Linked DNA regions of Homo sapiens: region 1 is linked to region 2. Evidence: read pairs that join two places in POLR2A ChIA-PET (ENCODE). Cell type or tissue: B cell. All regions are shown on one strand. Links, peaks and the distances in the headings refer to the core of each region. The heading gives the core; the rest is flanking DNA. Region 1 overlaps XXYLT1 (xyloside xylosyltransferase 1). Region 2 has its middle 120 kb from the start of XXYLT1-AS1.

Region 1 (8,194 bases), core at 1,132-6,131, 190 kb after region 2:
AGAAACTCCTGATGGGAGGAAGGGCCGTGCATTTAGTCAGCCTGTCAATCATCACATCGAAAGCCCACCACCTGCTACAGGTGCTCTCTCTTTCAAGGCCATCTAAACTCTACTTATTCTGCAAGCAGCAGCCTAAACACCCCAGACAGGCCCTGCAGGAGTCATGGCTTCCTGCTCTGTGCTCCCCACATGGCTGTCTGCCTGCCTGTGGTCATGGCCACCCGCGTACCTGTCTCACCACCCTTCTGGAGAGGGCATTCCTTGAGAATGGGAATATGCTGGGAGGGCGGGGCTCAGGACCATCAGACGCTTCTGGATGAGCATCTTCATCTTGTCTTAATATACCCTTCAGTAAACCTGAGCACTTCCCCTGCGCTTTAGGGACCAACTGGGAGTAAACCCAGAAAGGTCCTATGTAGGCCTAAGACACCAGAATCTGAGCTGCTTCGATGTTATTTACAACTCCTCCTTCCTAAAGCACCTTCCAGGAAGGGTTTGCTTAAAGTTGGTAACACTTCACCAGGTGAGGTCCACCGACTAGGAAGGAGACAGGCGGCAACTCCAGCACAAAGTGACCCATTCACACAGATATAAAACAACTGAGATGGGAGGCCACTCCTTTCTATTCCCGGAGGCCAACAGGCCCCTGTGCAGCCTGCACTGTCCTGCGGGCACCTGTCCAGGAGGTTAGCCCCTTCATGTAATTATGAAATAAGACGCCAAGTTGTAAATGTCACTGCTGAAGAGAAAGATGCTTACTAGGAATGCTGGAATTCATTAGGATGAGGTTTCTAAAGGGGCCTGTTCCTCTGGCCTCTGGTCCTTGAGGTAGCTGTCTCTCTGTGGGAAATATGTGGGGGCAAGAGGGTTACACAGAACGCTGAAGGCTTTGTGAGGACAAAATGAGACTGATCCATGGAAGTAACATCGCAGAGAAGATGCTGGTTGGAGGATAGCTGAAATGATAGCAGTAGGATCACTGAAATGTAAGGAATAAATGAACGAGATAACTGCCCCCAAAGCCAGGAAGACATGAAACCTAAGAATCATGAGGAAGAATGAGAAAAAGGAAGACTAGACAGCTACAAGACTCACAAGAATGGCCAGCACCCAAGGCTGCCTGAATGTCCACCATGTCCAAATCTTGAGAAAACGCAACAAAAAGAATGGCATGGCAGATCTGAAAACACTGGTTATAACTGATGCCACTCTACCCATTTTACAGATGAGGAAGCTGAGGGCCAAGAAGAGAGACTTGTCAGGCATTACACGCAAGCTAGGTGGCAAAGCTGATCTCAGAACCCAGGTCTACTGACTCCCTAGTTAATGCTCCTGTGTTTATTAGCCCCGTCACCTCCAACCCACTCCCAACACAGGCCATAAACTCCTAGAGAGCAGAATGCATTGTGTAATGGACCAAAGGGTGTGCTCAGGACTAACCAGGCACCCAACACAACTAGCTCGTGGAGTATCTGCATATCATCCCATGGAAATATCAGCATGAAGACAAGTGAGTACAAGCTAAAGGTGTAGCTTTCAACACCTCCAAGACCCTGTCACCATCATTGCCGTCACGGCCCTGGCAGCACTCCTCAGGAGCTCCTGGCTGTCCAGGGGACTATTTTCAGGGCTGAGAACACCTATGTCTTCTGCCTGGGTTTGAGGCCTGGCTGGCGGCCGATGCTTCCGTACAATTACACCACAGAGGGCCACATGCACGGCCCCAGTACCAGCTGGGAGATTTTCAAATCAACATTCCCAAGGGGATGTGCGGTTGGAATTGGCGGTGGTGGATCTCACATCCAGCAGAAACTTGGGTCGCTTCTGAGCTGGACGTTTCTCTGTCAAAGCGCTCTTCTCCATTTCCCTCCCAGGACATGCTTGGGCCAACTCGGCTCATCATCAGCATCCAATTAAACCAGCCACAAGCATGTCATCTGACCATGGGTGGAATTACAACCCAGAGTGAGTAATTAATGATACCCAAAAATAAACAAGAAAAGGAAAAAAAAATCCAGAAGAAAAAAATAGTGAGCCTTCTGTCCTCTCCTTTCCCTTCTCCTATCCCCAGAAACAATTCTTAGCAGACACATCTTAACACACAAAAAGCAACACGCAACAAAATAGATCAAGAAACGATGCAAAGAAAAGACATGCTCAGGTAAGCACAGTGCCTACTGTCCTGGGAAACACAACAGGCCTTCAGGGAGGGGCAGGTGAACCATGCAAGCGCCTCCTCTGTCTTTCTGTTTTGAAATGGCTTCAGAGATTTGCAGAGATAAATATTTACAACACATTAGAGGGCTTTCACTGCAGAGCATCAGCCCAAATTCCACTAACTGGGAGAGGGTTTAGGGAGAAGGGGAAATGATGACAGCATTAAGCTATGTGACTCCAGCGTCCTGAGGCTGAGGACCTGGAAGCAGCTGCCTGGAAAAGGGGCTAATTTTCCCATTGTCCACTTTGAAATATTGCAGCAATATGCCACCTGCCTTATCATACTCTGGTGTTTTTAAATTGCTGTTCAGGAGCACCTCTGGCCTGCGGGAGCCAAAGGGCAACTGAAAGGGGTGGAGACTTCCCCTAACAGTGAGAGGATCCTGACCCCAGAGGAGTTGTTTTGAGGCCCACGGGACAGGCACGGTCCCCCTGTGCTCCACCAGCCAGACCAGGCTGGCTTCTCGCACTGGAGGGTCTGAGCATGTGGTAGAGGGTCCGCCCCGCGACGCACAGACCCAGGGCGTGTCCCCAAGGGGATGTGCGGTTGGAATTGGCGGTGGTGGATCTCACATCCAACAGAAACTTGGGTCGCTTCTGGGCTGGATGTTTCTCTGTCAAAGCGCTCTTCTCCATTTCCCTCCCAGGACAAGGCCCAGCCACAGGGCAGCTGGCTCACTATAGGAATAGGGGCTACAAAGGAAGACGGGGAGCTTGCCAAGGGTCCTGCGCCTTGGCCACAGATTCTAGGGGCTCCTCCAGCCTGACCAGACAAATGTTCACCCTCTAGGAGCAGGGAAGGGATGTCTGTGTGCCAGGCCCTGGGAAGGCTTTGCATGCTGATTCAGCCCATGAACCTCCATCATGTCTCCTCGAGGTGGTGGTTAGTATCTTCCAGTTTCAGATGAGGAACCTGATGCTCAGAGACTTTCGGTAATTTGTTTAAGACAACTCAGCAAAAAAGGCTCAGGGTGGAGAGCAATTACAGATTCGCCTCGCTCGATAGTTTGCTTGAGCCACGACACATTTCTGAGAAAAGCCTTCGGACATCTCTGAAGTCCCTTTTAAAGTCCTCTTATGAGCCAGAAATGCTTCCACATCAAGGGTGAAGATAGCAGACGACCCCAGATCATCTCTGTGCAGTGGCTGGGGCTTCATGGACAGAACCCCCAACCATGACCACCTCCCACAAGACCCTCATCCCCAAGAAGCATGAAGACTATTGGGATTCTCTTTCATTGACAAAGACCAATAGAGAAACTTCTGGAAGAAAGGGTTTTATGCCCTTGTATCACCGAATCATCTAAACACTCTATGAGATATATAGATATATAGATTTTTTTTTTTTTTTTTTGAGATGGAGTCTTGCTCTGTCACCCTGGCTGGAGGGCAATGGCGCGATCTTGGCTCACTGCAACCTCCGCCTCCCGGGTTCAAGCAATTCTCCTGCCTCAGCCTCCTGAGGCACGCCACCATACCCGGCTAATTTTTATATTTTTAGTAGAGACGGGGTTTCACCATGTTGGCCAGGCTGGTCTCAAACTCCTGAATTCAGGTGATCCGCCCACCTTGGCCTCCCAAAGTGCTAGGATTACAGGTGTGAGCCACCACGCCCAGCCCTGAGATTAATATTATTTCTATTTGGCTGGGTGCAGTGGCTGATGCCTGTAATCCCAGCACTTAGGAAGACTGAGGCAGGAGGATCACTTGAGCTCGGGAATCTGAGGCTGCAGTGAGCTGTGTTCGCACCACTGCACTCCAGCCTGGGTGACCGGGTGACCAAGTGAGGCCCTGTTTCAAAAAAAAAAAAAAAAAATTCCACTTGACAAATGAGGAAATCGAGAAGTATAATAATCCAAGATCACGCAGCTGGTCAGTGGTAGGGCTCGAAACCCCGTCTGTTGGGCTCGACAGCCTGGTGCCTGCTTTTCACTGCCCATGCTGCCCTGCCTTCCGGGCTCCTGGGCAGCCAGGATACGGCCAGCGCTCAGCTTTGCAGGCTCTGCCCAGACAGGAAGGCCTTGACTCTCACTGTGCTAATCTATGTTTTCCACATTAGCAGCCTGCCCCTCCTCGGATGGTCGGGGGGAGAAAGGAAACAGAGTTCATAGAGTGATTTATGCAACCTGTTAGCAGCTCTGGTAAAAGGTTTTGGGTCCAGGAAGTTGAAATGAATAACCACAGCCAGTTTCATATATTCGCTGTACAACAAACTTTCTTCAGGCCTTACTCGCCCCCTCTCAAAATGAAGCATGAAAAACTGTGTTGGCTATGGCTCAGCCATGGCATTGTTTATAGCGCCCAGCTCCTGTTTTGTGGACCAAACAAATTATCATGAGAAGACACAGTTTTTGCTTCAGCAACAGTGTAACATGAGTCTCCTTCCTCATCCTTAGCACCTTCTGCTAAGAGGTATAAATCATATCCTTTAGGATAGGACAGAATTTATTTTGAACTTGGCTGAAAAATTTGGGGGACTTACATAAGACAGCACATATAACACCCAATGTAAATTTCCCTCTCGCTTCTATTGCCAATATGAAGTGATGGCTTACGCACGGATTGATGTAGTTCAATACACAGGGGAAATGGAATTTGAGATCTGAAAATCTTCCATTTCTATGGTAAGGATGTCCATGGTCCCTGCTGGCCTTTCCATAGTTCACATCTCTCTCGTGTCTGCTATAAGTTTTTGGTTTTTTTTTGTCTCTAAAAGCTTAAATTCTTTCCTATTTGAGGCAGGAACACATCTGGACTCTGTTCACAACAGTTAGACCGATGATGCTTAGTCTTTCTTCTTCACCAACAGGCTTTTTTTCAGAGACCCCTGGGGGAGAAGCTGTAGAAAGCAATCCTTTTTGGATAGAATTATCAGGTGTTTTCTGAAAATAATGATACAGATACCACTGGTTGCCCAAACTGTCACAGTGCAACTTTTCAAATTCTCCATTTTGAGATTCTTTATCAGAATTATGGGCTCCTGTTTCTAATCTCACCTTCCAACCACTCTCTCCCTCTTGAGTGGCATTTGAGCCCATGCCACCTTATGGATTCAGTCTAAAATTAGGTAAACTAACAAAGGTTCCATCCTGCTGCCTGCAGCTCCTCATCCCCACACTGTCCCCTGACACCTGCTCCTGCCCTTGGCCCTGCACTCTGTCAGGGCCTGTCCACTGCAGCCTTGCCCCTTCCATTGATTCACATGGCAATGACAATGATAGGACTAATTCCTTATATTTCTATGGCATGTTGCAACGTTCAAAATACATTCCCAGCCCATAAAACTCCTTCCCATGCTTTAACTCGTTTGATCCTTACAGCAACCCTAGGGGGCAGGTGCATCCATGTGGACTGGGTTTAACTGCATATCACAGAACACCTCTAGCAGCAACAGTTTCAACACAGAGAAGAGCATAACTAAGCCACATCCACGGAGGGCATGGCTGCTCCATGAAGTTATCAAAGACCCAGACGACTTCTGCTTTTCTCCTTTGCTATCCTAGATCTCATTTCCATCCTCAAGGTACCTCATGGTGCAAGACAGGGGCTGCTGGGGCTCCAGCCAACTTGGCTGCATTCCAGGCAACTGAAAGGACCAAAGAGAAAAGACACCCTGACTTTGCTTCCTGCAATGAGGCAGACTGTTTAAGCATCCTTCCTGGAAGTCTTTAACATTTCTTCTCATAGCTCACTAGACAAAATTTAGTCATGTGACGACACTTAGCTACAATGAAAGCTGTGAAATGCATTCTTTTATGGGCAAAAGGTTACCCCCAAATAAATGGGATGCAGTTGTAAATAAGAAAGGAAAGAACTGATATAGAGCAGGAACTAGCAGTACTCCCACAGAAGGCAAGAAGTAACTACACCCACTTTACAGATCAAGAAATAGAGGCCCAAAGAGATTAGGTGTTGCTACGGTCACATGGTCACTAGTGGCAAGATGGGAACTAAGTCCATGTCACTGGCCCCACATCCAGATCCCCTTTCCCTGTTCATGGAGCCTCCTTGCTGCAGTGGAGCCGCTGCTGTGTTTCCGCATGGACTCTTGCTTGCTTCCCCTCCAGACCTTTGTTCAGCCCTCAGCTGTCCCCAGTTGGTCTATCAACAAGATCCGTGCCTGCCAGCCCCAGGCTGCCATCCTGAAGGACTACTGTCCTCTGTCCCCTGCCTCACACTTTGTTCCTTCTTTGTTCCCTGCCTTGCCTCCCTGCATTTGTGTCCCACTGGGTCCCTTGGAATCCAGGCATGGTCATTAGCAAGGAGGACCAGGCCAGAGGTGGCCAGATACCAGCAATACAGACCCTCAGAGTAGGATCACAACCCCACAACTATTTCTGCAATGCCCAGAGAGTTCTGTGAGCAGGATGCCTCACCTTGGGGTACCCATACCATACCAAGATGGTTGACACCTCCTGAAATTGTTTCTGATGGCCAACCTCTTGTGTGACCATGACCTTGTTCCATTCTGACACTGAAAACACATTTCATGATGGATGTGGACGCTTATCTGTGGGTCCTTGACTACAATGCCTAAGCAAACACAAATTAGTTAGTGCTGAAGTGCAGTTTGGTAAACAGAACCTTTGCAATGATGGAGTCCGTTATGGGAAGTGACTAAGCGGGTTTCTTGGTGGTGAAATGTGTGGGGACTTCTGCTCCATTGGAAGGGGAGAGTCTGTATTTCCAGTGAAAATTGGAGCCTGGACTCTCAGCACAGGGGCCAGTCCTGGACTTCCCCGCCTTCCTGTGTACACATGAAAACATTTTGTTTTCAAGTTCTAGCACCTTGGCTACCTCTTTCGTGTCTCTAACATGAAGGTCTCTGTATTCTGGCAGCAGTTCTCCCCATTGTGAACAATGAATCCGCCACTCTTCCCTGGAGTTACACTGTCTCAGTTCCTCTCCCCCAGCAGACTCATTCTTCTCCAGGTGGTGCTCTCCAGCCTCCTACCATCCTCTACAGGGTCGCAGGCTACAGGGTTTCCTCAGCCTCCTCCAGCCAACTACGGCGGAAGCACCAACAACCAAGAGAGGCGCAAACTCCTGAGATCCTCTCCCAGAAAGGGCAAATAGGACCAGGCAGAGAACAGCCGGCTTCTCAGCGAGAGGAAGATGTCCACCCCCAGCCACAGCGCCTGACTTCTCCCTGGGACCATGGAGGGGTGTGGAAAGAATGGCCCCACATCATCCCTTGTGCTAGAAGAAACCCACATCACAGCACAGAAAAATGTTTCTCCACTTTATGAGTCCAGAAATACCTCTCTGACCTTTTCTAGCAGGAGGAAAAAATATGGCCTTAATCTTTTCAGTAGCAAATATCTTTTACCCTGTGACAGTTTGCAAACTGACTAGCCAATGGTCAAATGGCTCTTCAGCTTTCCTGTCTCCTGAGCCAGGAATCCTAACAAAATGTCACGTTATATTGGTGCTGTTGATACTACATCTTCTAAAAAAGATGGACGATCTATCATCATCGTTATATTAGTGCTGTTGATACTATATCTTCTAAAAAAGATGGACGATCTAGCATCATCTAGGAGATAATTAAGTCCCTATATCTCAGGTACTGGACTACACACTTTACATATTTTGCCTCATTGAATCCTCACACACAGGGCTTACTGTCCCCATTCTCTAGCTGCCTCCTCCCTGACAGGTGAAGTTTCATTGCTTTCATCTCTGTTTACCAAGGTTGAGAGGAGCCCCTCCTGTTATGAGTCTGATAAGAATGACACAGGAAGGTGGGGAAGTCCAGGACTGGCCCCTGTGCTGAGAATCCAGGCTCCAATTTTCATTGGAAATACAGACTCTCCCCTTCCCATGGAGCAGAAGTCCCCACACATTTCACCACCAAGAAACCCCCTTAGTCACTTCCCACAGCAGACTCCATCATTGCAAAGATTCTGTTTACCAAACTGCACTTCAGCACTAATTAGTCTATTTCCCAATTTTAATTAAATTTTAATTTCATTTA
Region 2 (9,183 bases), core at 2,406-7,405:
GTTCTGTATATCCTCACCAACTCTTATTGTTATCTGTCATTTTTATTATAGCCTTCCTATTGGGCATGAAGTGGTATCCCATTGTGGTTTTGGTTTATATGTCCTTGATGGTTAATGGCATTGAGTATCATCCATGTTCTCAATGGCACTTTGTATATTTCCTTTGGAAAAAGAATAAACACTTATATCCTTTGCCTGTTTTTTAATTGGGCTATTTGTCCTTTTATTTTATTATAGAGTTGCAAATATTTCTTCTTGCTTTGATGTTGTTATTTTTTATCGGGCTTTTTTTTTTTTAGACATTCTTTTGATCTTTTGACAAATCAGAGAGCCCAGCTCAACTTCTCACACACTCTCCAGGTATTTTTTAAGAAACGAAACATTTTGGTACAAGCCAAAATGTTGTTCTCTAGGTAGCAACTAATTGTGGCAGACATTTGTCTGTTTTGTGCTTGTTGTTGGTTTGATGGCCCAGCATCTGGAACCCTTCTTGTGTTTGTGAATTTACTACCTCACGAGTATTTGTAGGAAGCAGAGCCCTTCCTCCACGATGGATGCCAAGAAGGCCAGATTTGTGCTTTTTCCAGTGTCTCCTGCAGCTAGGACACGAGAGCATGGCTTAGACTCAGCCAGTCAGATTCCTACCTGCCCCAGATGTGTGCTAGGATCTGCTGAGGGGAGGCAGGAGGGTCACCAGGAAAAACATTGCAGGGATGGCTGGACCTGTGATGGTAACATTGTACAGAGGGGTGGCAGCAGGGGCAGCAGTGTGAGTGCCCAGCGTCACAGGTGCTGGTGGCAGTGGAGTGGCAGCCATGCCAGCTGAGGCTCTGTTTCCCAGCAGATGTGACAGCGGCATCCTCTCTGCCTGGTTCTGAGCTGTGGTTTGGTGTAAACCTGAGTGCTGCTAGCCTTTCTGCTCCAGCCCATTTTATAAGCTCAGTCCTGCATCTTTCCCAGTGATATGGTAAAACATCCAAGATTGGGAAGTTTCTTTTTGTTTTAAATTAGCATAATTGCTTTCTACCATTGCTATTAAGAAGCTTGACTAGCCAAAGATGATGTTCCTTTTCCTGAGAAATGCCACATGCAATGGGACACTCAGAATCGAAAGAGATAACAACCACTTTGGACTGTATTTAGTATGAGAAGCTCAAACAGATGCTAGGCTCAACTGATCCCCAACAAATATTCTAGTTGTCAAAGCAACCCCTGCAGGCACCAAAGCACTCCAACCTAGACACAACCTGGGTAAGAATGATTTACTGTTGTACAGAGAAATAGTTTAAACACACAGAAGCAAAAGAATGTCTTGTCTACGGTGGTACAGAGTCCTGATGTATGAATCCAAAATATGGCCCTTATAGCATCGGGAAGTAACCAGTTTCGTGGCCCAGCTGGACCAAATGCTGGTATCGACTGGGTGTGTTATAGGCAGAACGCATGATTCTCAGGTGGCAGCTAGCCTCCACGATGGCCCCTAATGATTCTAATGTCCTGGCATTCAAACCCTATGTGGTCTCCCTTCTCACGTTGAATCAGAGCTGCTCTGGATGACAAACAGAAATGACAGAAGCTACAGTGCATGGCGTCCAACGCTAGGTCATAAAAGGTACTGCAGCTTCCTCCTTGGCCTTTGGATGGCTCACCCAGTATGGGGAAAGCTGGCCACTGTACTGGGAAGACACTCAAGCAGCCCTGCAGGCTGGAGAGGAACTGAGGCTCCCACCAACAGCCAGTCCCCAGTCCCCCGCCATGACAGTGAGCCACACTGTCCTCCAGCATCAGAAAAGCCTGTAGAGGACTGCAGCCCTGCCTGACATCTGATCACAACCTCTGGAGAGACCCCAAGCAGGAACTGTCCAGCTCAAGCTGCCCCTGCCTTCTGGATCCTCTAAAGGTTGGGTGATTTGTTATGCAGAAATGGATACATAATACACCAACTAATCTTCCATCCAGTTCCTTTCTATTTTGGGAAAACCCAACAAATTCCACTGCATGGGCAATGAGAACACTCCAAAACTACTCATTCAGCAACTTGTATATTTAAGAATGCTGTTTTTCAAGTGTGGTGCATTGCTCTGCAGAACTGGCATTTTAAAAATAAAATTGGATTCATTTCCCGTAGACATGTTGCTGGTAATGTTCTGGAGAGTTGTTTCTCTTTCTAGAAGGGTTGGAGGTATAGAGAGTGCTTCCTGGTTAGTGCTGGAGCAAAGGAATGCTATGAAAAGAGATGGGTACGGGGAGGAAGGCCAAATATAGAAGCCGCTGCTTCAAGGGTCAGGATTGCAGACCTGGCCAGGACTCAAGTGGTCCGAGATATCCATACAGCAGCATGGGTCTCTCTCTCAAGGGCCCTGAATCTGCTCCCATTCCTAAGACACCGCAATTTAATAAAATCCTCTTTAAGCCCATCGCAGTGTACTTTAAGCCTGTGCTGTGCAAAGCTCTGAGATGATTTACAGTGAAAATTATTTACCATCCCCAGCCTGAAGAAGCCTCTTTACCCAGAAAAAAAAATACTTTAAAAACCTATAGACTCTAACAACACTACGCTTAGAAAAAAAAAATGTCAACCGTGATTAAGCATGTCTTATGTCGTACTCAAGTAGCTGTGCAGTTCGGCGGGCAGAACTGTAATTAACAATTAAGTCAATCAACAAATATGTATTTGTCTTTAGAAATGGGCCAGTTTAGCAACGCTCTAAAATTGTCAAAACATCCTCCTTTACTCAACAACCACACCCCAGCTACCTCACTCCCATACACACCTAACACTTTGTGACTTTGCGAAATAAACATGGCACAAATTTTTTTGAATACAGGATAGAGAGTCTTTCATTCTAGCAAGGACTGGATGGGCTGCATCCTTTGGACATGCTCCATAATGTTGGATTTTGCCCCAGACTCCTGCTCCAGGACCTCTCCCCCATCCCACCCCACCCACAGGTGCTCCCAGGGTTGCCCTTAGCAAATCAGAAGGTGGCCCAGCTTCATGCCTTTCCCCCAGGACCAGTCTCGGTAAATGGGCACAGCTGCCTCATGCATTCGGCGGCACTCTGACCTTTTCAAGGTACCCCCAGCTGTCTTGCCCGGAGTCAGGTCCTTAACACATTTACAAATAGTCTTCGCCAGGATTCTCAAGCAGTCAGCCCTTTTCTTCCTGAGAAAGAAGAGACTCTCGGGCTTCCGAACCCTCCAGAGCTGCTACGCATCAAGGACAAGCATCACCGAAGGGTCTCCTGTTGTGCATTTCTCCAAGATCCTTTGCAAGTTAAACAGTAAGTTCACTTCAGCCACGCCAACACCACTCACAGTCACTGGAGAGAAGCCAGGCGGAGCCTCAGCAAGGACATTTGGGCCCAGTTACCCTTGACTCGTTGGACACAATGCTGACCTCTCATCCCTGAGGCAACCCCAGCTCTCCCTGTCTCCATCCAGAAGGGTGAGTCTAGGTCAGTCCAGCAAATGCCAGTTTACAGAAAGCTGAGAGACCAATTCACCAAGAGACAATTTGCAGAGCTCAACTTGCCAAGCAAACACATCGCCAAACTTATCTAATTTGCTTATTAGAATGTTCAACAGGGCTATTCAGCATCACTAGTGGGAACCATTAAATTTTGGTAACTGATGATGAGATACATAGAAAAGTATATTTCAGCTGCAGCAACCAATTTTTTTTTTTTTTTTTTTTTTTTTTTTGAGATGGAGTCTCATTCTGTCTCCCAGGCTGGAGTGCAGTGGCGCAATCTCAGCTCACTGCAACCTCCTCCTCCTCCCGGGTTCAAGCAATTCTTGTGCCTCAGCTTCACACGTAGCTGGAATTTACAGGCATGCACCACCATACCCAGCTAATTTTTGTGTTTTTAGTAGAGACGGGGTTTTACCATGTTGGCCAGGCTGGTCTGGAACTCCTGACTTCAGGTGATCCACCTGCCTCGGCCTCCCAAAGTACTGGGATTACAAGTGTGAGCCACCATGCCCAGCCGGCTTTTCTAATGAAATTTTTCACTTGTCACTGATATTTTGGATGAGATTGTTTAGGCTAATGCTGACTTCCCGCAAACACTTTGAGGTTTAAGTCTGGATTATTATCCAGTGGAGTAAGTGAGCCCCTGGCCCTGGCCTCTCCAGAACCATTCAGTTTCCAATTACACCCACCCACAGAACATGCCCTCATTTCTGTGCGATCTGCCTCCCTGGTGCCTGTGCCCCTGGGCTCTATCAAGGTGGGCCTTGGCAACAGCTGTATCAGCCAACACAGCTGGCTCTGCTAGGGTCTGATGGTCTCCATGGATTGCTGAGAAAACTCCCAAGGGGGCTACAGCTAGGCCCCCTTGCCGACTTTGGGGGGACTGTGGCTGAAAGGCACGGCAGCTTGCCAGGCCCCTCCCTTGTTACCTTCCATGGTGGAGCCTGAAAAGTGGAAAATGCTCGCCTTCCCAGCTGCGCCTTCATGCAAGGGTGACCATGCAACCCAGCCCTGCAGTTAGCAGACAACCACATGGAGGAGCTCTGTTTAGGGACTTCTGGATGGTGGTATGCAGGGGGATGGTGGCAGTGAGGACCGTCCCCACAGATACCAAAAAGATGGCCTGCATTGTCTGTAAAGAGCTGAAAACAGTGATAGACCTGTGTGAAGGTCAATCTGCTTTTCTTTCTCACCATGTGCCTGCAATTCTAAATAAGGTCAGTGCTGTACCCCTTGTTCCACAGCCCGACCTGAAGAGCTCTGGAACTAGTGAAGGAGATGAATGCATTTGCAGGGAGAGTGACCACCTTCCCTCCAGTCGGCTCCACCTTCTTCATGACAGCAGCCTTCACAATGACAGCAGCCTTCACAATGACAGCAGTGACGAGGGCACCCCTCAAGGCTTCAGACCTTCAGGGCCTTAGGACTCATGTTCTGTTTTCTGGCTACACTAACGGAGCTAAGGGAAGGAGCCTCTGCTTCCGCTGCTCAGATGCTGGCTGGTGCCCGCCATGCCTTCATCATTCTCACATCTGATTCAGGGGCTCTCCCTTTCTCCAGGCTTGGGTTCGGGGAACCTGAGGGCCACTATCTGCTGGGTTCCATCAGCAAGTCCAGCAGCACAGCTGATCTGACAGGTGTCACATGACTCACAGGCAGGCAGGCTCAGTGGGACAAGTCCTAAACTAGGACTCAGGGGACCGCCTGGTCTCTGTTGTCTACTAACCAGCTGTGTGACCTTCAATAGGCCACTTCCCTTTTCTAAGCCTCAGTTTCCATAGCAGTAAAACCAGAGGGCCCTTCTCTAGAGAGTTCTTCCCGCCCTGACAGTCTCTCTCTCTCTCTCTCTCTCTCTCTCTCTCACACACACACACACACACACACACACACACATATCTGGGTGGGTATGTTTTACAGAAGTACTGTATTGCTCTACATTTTGTAACATGCTCTTAAGTTTTTGAGAAAATGATATACAGAAGGATTTGTAACTTCTTTGCTATTCACTCAAATGAATCCATTTTGTGTTTTAGTAGCTTCAGATCACTTCAACAGCCAATGCAAATAATCAAGACAGAAGCAGTGCAACCTCTTGGAGTTGGCCTATTTCCAGTGGTACAGCCAAACGCAATGGCATTATTTACCCAAATTGTTGGGCAACCAGCATGCACTGGAAGCAGATGCCAGCAGACGCCTTCCCGGACGCCAAGTCCTAGGAGTTGGCTTAGGCCCTTAGCTCAGGATGGAGGCAGCACCCACTGCATTGACACAATGCTGTGGGGTGATCCAGTCCTCAGCAACTACAGGGAGGATCCAGCCACTGGGGCAGACTGCACTTCAGGGACATCAGAAGCGGAAACCTGGGCTGGGGAGGTGCTTCCAAAGGAAACACCTGGAAGAGGGAGAAAGGATAAAAGAACCACCATCTAGATTAGGAAAGCAAGGCAGTTCCTGCCACCCAGAATAGTGTGTGCTGCTTGTTTGGAAAATGCATGATCATTTTCAGAGTCCTGAGGCCCGTCAGAGACTTTATGTCCAGCAGTGCCGATGGCCTGGTTCTCAGTCAAGGTAGTGGTCTGAGCTGCCATGGTCGGTCTCCTGCTCCAAACACATAGAAATTCTAGGTAAAGTACAGAAAATTAAATTTCAAAACCTATAACGAAGCTCAGAAGCTAAAAAAGCATCTGTGGATGCTCAAATAAAGAGGAGTCTTGCAGTGGTAATCAGGATTGAGCTACACCCTGTGTGTGCCTTAGAGGCTGGGTTTAGTTTTCAAGTTATCAGAAATCATATTGAGCTATAGAGATAGTTTATCACCCTGCATCTTTTAAAAACCAGATTAGGATATAATTTACATACAGTGAAATTCGCCCTTTTTAGGATATAATACTGTGAGTTCCGGCAAATAAATACAGTCATAGAACTACTACCCCCGTCAAGGCATGGAGCAGTTCCATCACCACGAACGTCCTTCTGCCCTTTGTAGCCAACTCTTCCCCCTCCCCTGGAAACTACTGGTCTATATTTGCCCTTCTATTTCTGCTTTTTCCAGAATTCCAGAGAAATGGAGTCATACGGTGTTTAGAAAGGCTGCAGCTTTAGTTCTTGCCCAGGAAGTGACACCAAGGCCACAGCCTTGCCGACAGCAGGAATACTAGGACTGAGTTCCCCAAATGAAACCAGGAGTCAGGAAAGGGCTCTCCTGTTTAGGAACTGGGATTAGAAAAACTGCTTGCTGGCCTGAATATTAGGCACAAAAGTGGGTCACTTACCTTGGACCATGAGGGAAACTGTCACCAATAAAATATCTGAACCTCTAGGTTGTATGACACAAAATTATGGACAGGTATTCTCATTGCTACCAGCACGGTGTGGATGTCCCGAGCCTAGAAACTCACATAAATACTGGTCTAGAAACTGTTTGCCCTTTAGAGGCAACAGATGCAATCACAATGTCATTCCAGAGGAACATCTCTGCAATCCAGGCATATGCAGGACCCCTCAGGAGATAGCTTCACCCACATAAATACAAAGCGCGCAAAGAAATCCAAAGCTCTGAGCAGTAAACAGCAGATTCAACCAGAAAACATGTCAGAAATGTAAAATTGTATAGAAGTCTGTGAGGGACTTTAAAATAGCTATATTTGAAGTATTTGAAGAACTCAAAGAAAGAATAGACTGATAAGAGGCCGGGCGCGGTGTCTCATCCCTGTAATCCCAGCACTTAGGGAGGCTGAGGCAGGCGAATCACTTGAGGTCAGGAGTTCAAGATCAGCCTGGCCAACATGGTGAAACCCCGTCTCTACTAAAAATACAAAAATTAGCCGGTGGTGGCTGCAGATGCCTGTAATCCCAGCTACTCGGGAGGCTGAGGCAGGAGAATTGCTTGAACCTGGGAGGTGGAGGTTGCAGTGAGCCAAGATTGCACCACTGCACTCTAGCCCGGGAGACAGAGCGAGACTCTATCAAAAAAAAAAAAACACAGAAAGAAAGAAAGAATAGACTGATAATGCAAAAACAGAATATTGTAGGAGACAATTACAGAAATGAATAATATAATAATTGGTTTTTAAAAACTAATGGTCAAGTTAAATCATCACTAGACAACTGAAAGAGGAATTAATGAGTAGGATGATAGAGCAAAGGAGATCACAGATATATAAAGAGATATGAAATCTGAGAGAGGAGTTCAGAGATGTGGAGGAGAGAGACTTATGCCTAACAGGAGCGTGAGAATACAGAGATGGGGAAAGAGGCAATATTTAAAGAGATGATGGCAGAAATATTTTTCAGAGATTAGGAAAGACCTATGGCCCCACATTAAATAAGCATACTAAGCCCAAAGCAGGATAAATAGACATAAATTCACATCTACAAGGAAAAAAAATGGTAAAAGCTAGTTTAATGAAGAGATAGATCACCTACAAAAGAATGGCTATCAGATTAACGGCAGAGCTTCCTTCATCAACATAGATATCCTAAGACAATGACTTATATCTTCAATGTGCTAAGAAAAAATGTCTTCCAAGGGGATTATAGTGTAGAACAGGTCCTCTCCTTCTCCTCCAGTATGTCTACACTTAAGAGGTCAATAGGGCCAGGTGCGGTGGCTCACGCCTGTAATCCCAGCACTTTGGGAGGCCAAGGCAGGTGGATCACAAGGTCAGAAGTTCAAGACCACCATGGCTAACATAGTGAAACCCTGTCTCTACTAAAAATACAAAAATTAGCCTGGCATGGTGGTGGGCACCTGTAATCCCAGCTACTCAGGAGGCTGAGGCAGGAGAATCACTTGAACCCAGGAGGTGGAGGTTGCAGTGAGCCGAGATCGTACCACTGCACTCCAGCCTGGGTGAGAGTGAGACTTCGTCTGAAAAAAGAAAAAAATATTCAATGTACCTGTGAAGGAGCTCTTGTTTATTGAGCATGTCCCTTTGAAGAAATGACTGAAGAGAGTCATTCCTCCGAGAGGTAGGAGCTGGTGGAATGGGACCTGCTAAGTCCACATTACCCAGGGACTGAGACTCGCTCCTTGAATTCTATATTCAAGTAAACTGGCGTTCAAGATATGCCAGGTGGATCAGCTAGACAGAGGTGAGCTAAATATTTGTTTAGATATATTAAGATAGTTTAAGGCCCAGAGATCCCCTCTGAAAGAACTTGAACTAGTCAACAATTCAGAGGGGAAATAGAAAGTGAACCCAGAAGAAAAGCACGACTGGAAAAAAAAAAAAACAAGTGTATTAATTTGCTAGGGCTGCCATAACCAAGTACCACAGAGTGGGTGGCTTCAACCGCAGACAGTTATTTTCTCCCAGTTCTGGAGGCTGGATGCCCAGGGTCAAGGTGTCAGCAGCTCTGGTTTCTGAGGACTCTCTCTCTGGCTCGCAGACGCCGGTCTTATTGCTCTGTCCTCACACGGCCTTTCCTCTCTTTGCAGACATGTGTCTGTGTCCAAATTTCTTCTTCTTTTAAGGACATCCATCATATTGGATTAAGGCCCATTCTAAACACCTCACTGTAACTTAATTACCTCTTTATTTTAAAGACCCTATCTCCCAATACAGTTACATTCTGAGCTATTGGGGCTTCAACATATGAATTTTGAAGAAACACAATTCAACCCATAACAGTAAGTGTGTACAAAGAAATTAGTAAGATCTAAATAAGTATTGAATCATCATTATCACCATCATCTCATCATCATC

The links. ChIA-PET counts read pairs that join two places held together with the same protein. Peaks named below come from ENCODE experiments on the same cell type or tissue, not always from the same donor. Only the 100,000 strongest peaks of a DNase experiment are listed, where the experiment ranks them.
Region 1: POLR2A ChIA-PET joins it to region 2 with 7 read pairs; 2 of 35 experiments call an interaction of 5 or more read pairs at or near these places.

The regions. Positions count from the first base shown.
Region 1 is chr3:195,158,082-195,166,275 of GRCh38, forward strand. All of the region lies in intron 2 of XXYLT1 (xyloside xylosyltransferase 1), which reads right to left. Among named protein-coding and RNA genes, the nearest start is that of XXYLT1-AS2, 14 kb to the left of the region's middle. RefSeq lists enhancers at 1,681-2,181, 2,194-2,708, 4,243-4,382, 4,423-4,572 and a silencer at 5,268-5,435. In B cell, for the core only: no CTCF peak of the experiment used is centred there; DNase peaks (open chromatin) are centred at 3,100 and 4,303; H3K27ac peaks cover 567 bases.
Region 2 is chr3:194,970,536-194,979,718 of GRCh38, forward strand. No RefSeq gene overlaps it. Among named protein-coding and RNA genes, the nearest start is that of XXYLT1-AS1, 120 kb to the right of the region's middle. In B cell, for the core only: no CTCF peak of the experiment used is centred there; a DNase peak (open chromatin) is centred at 5,126.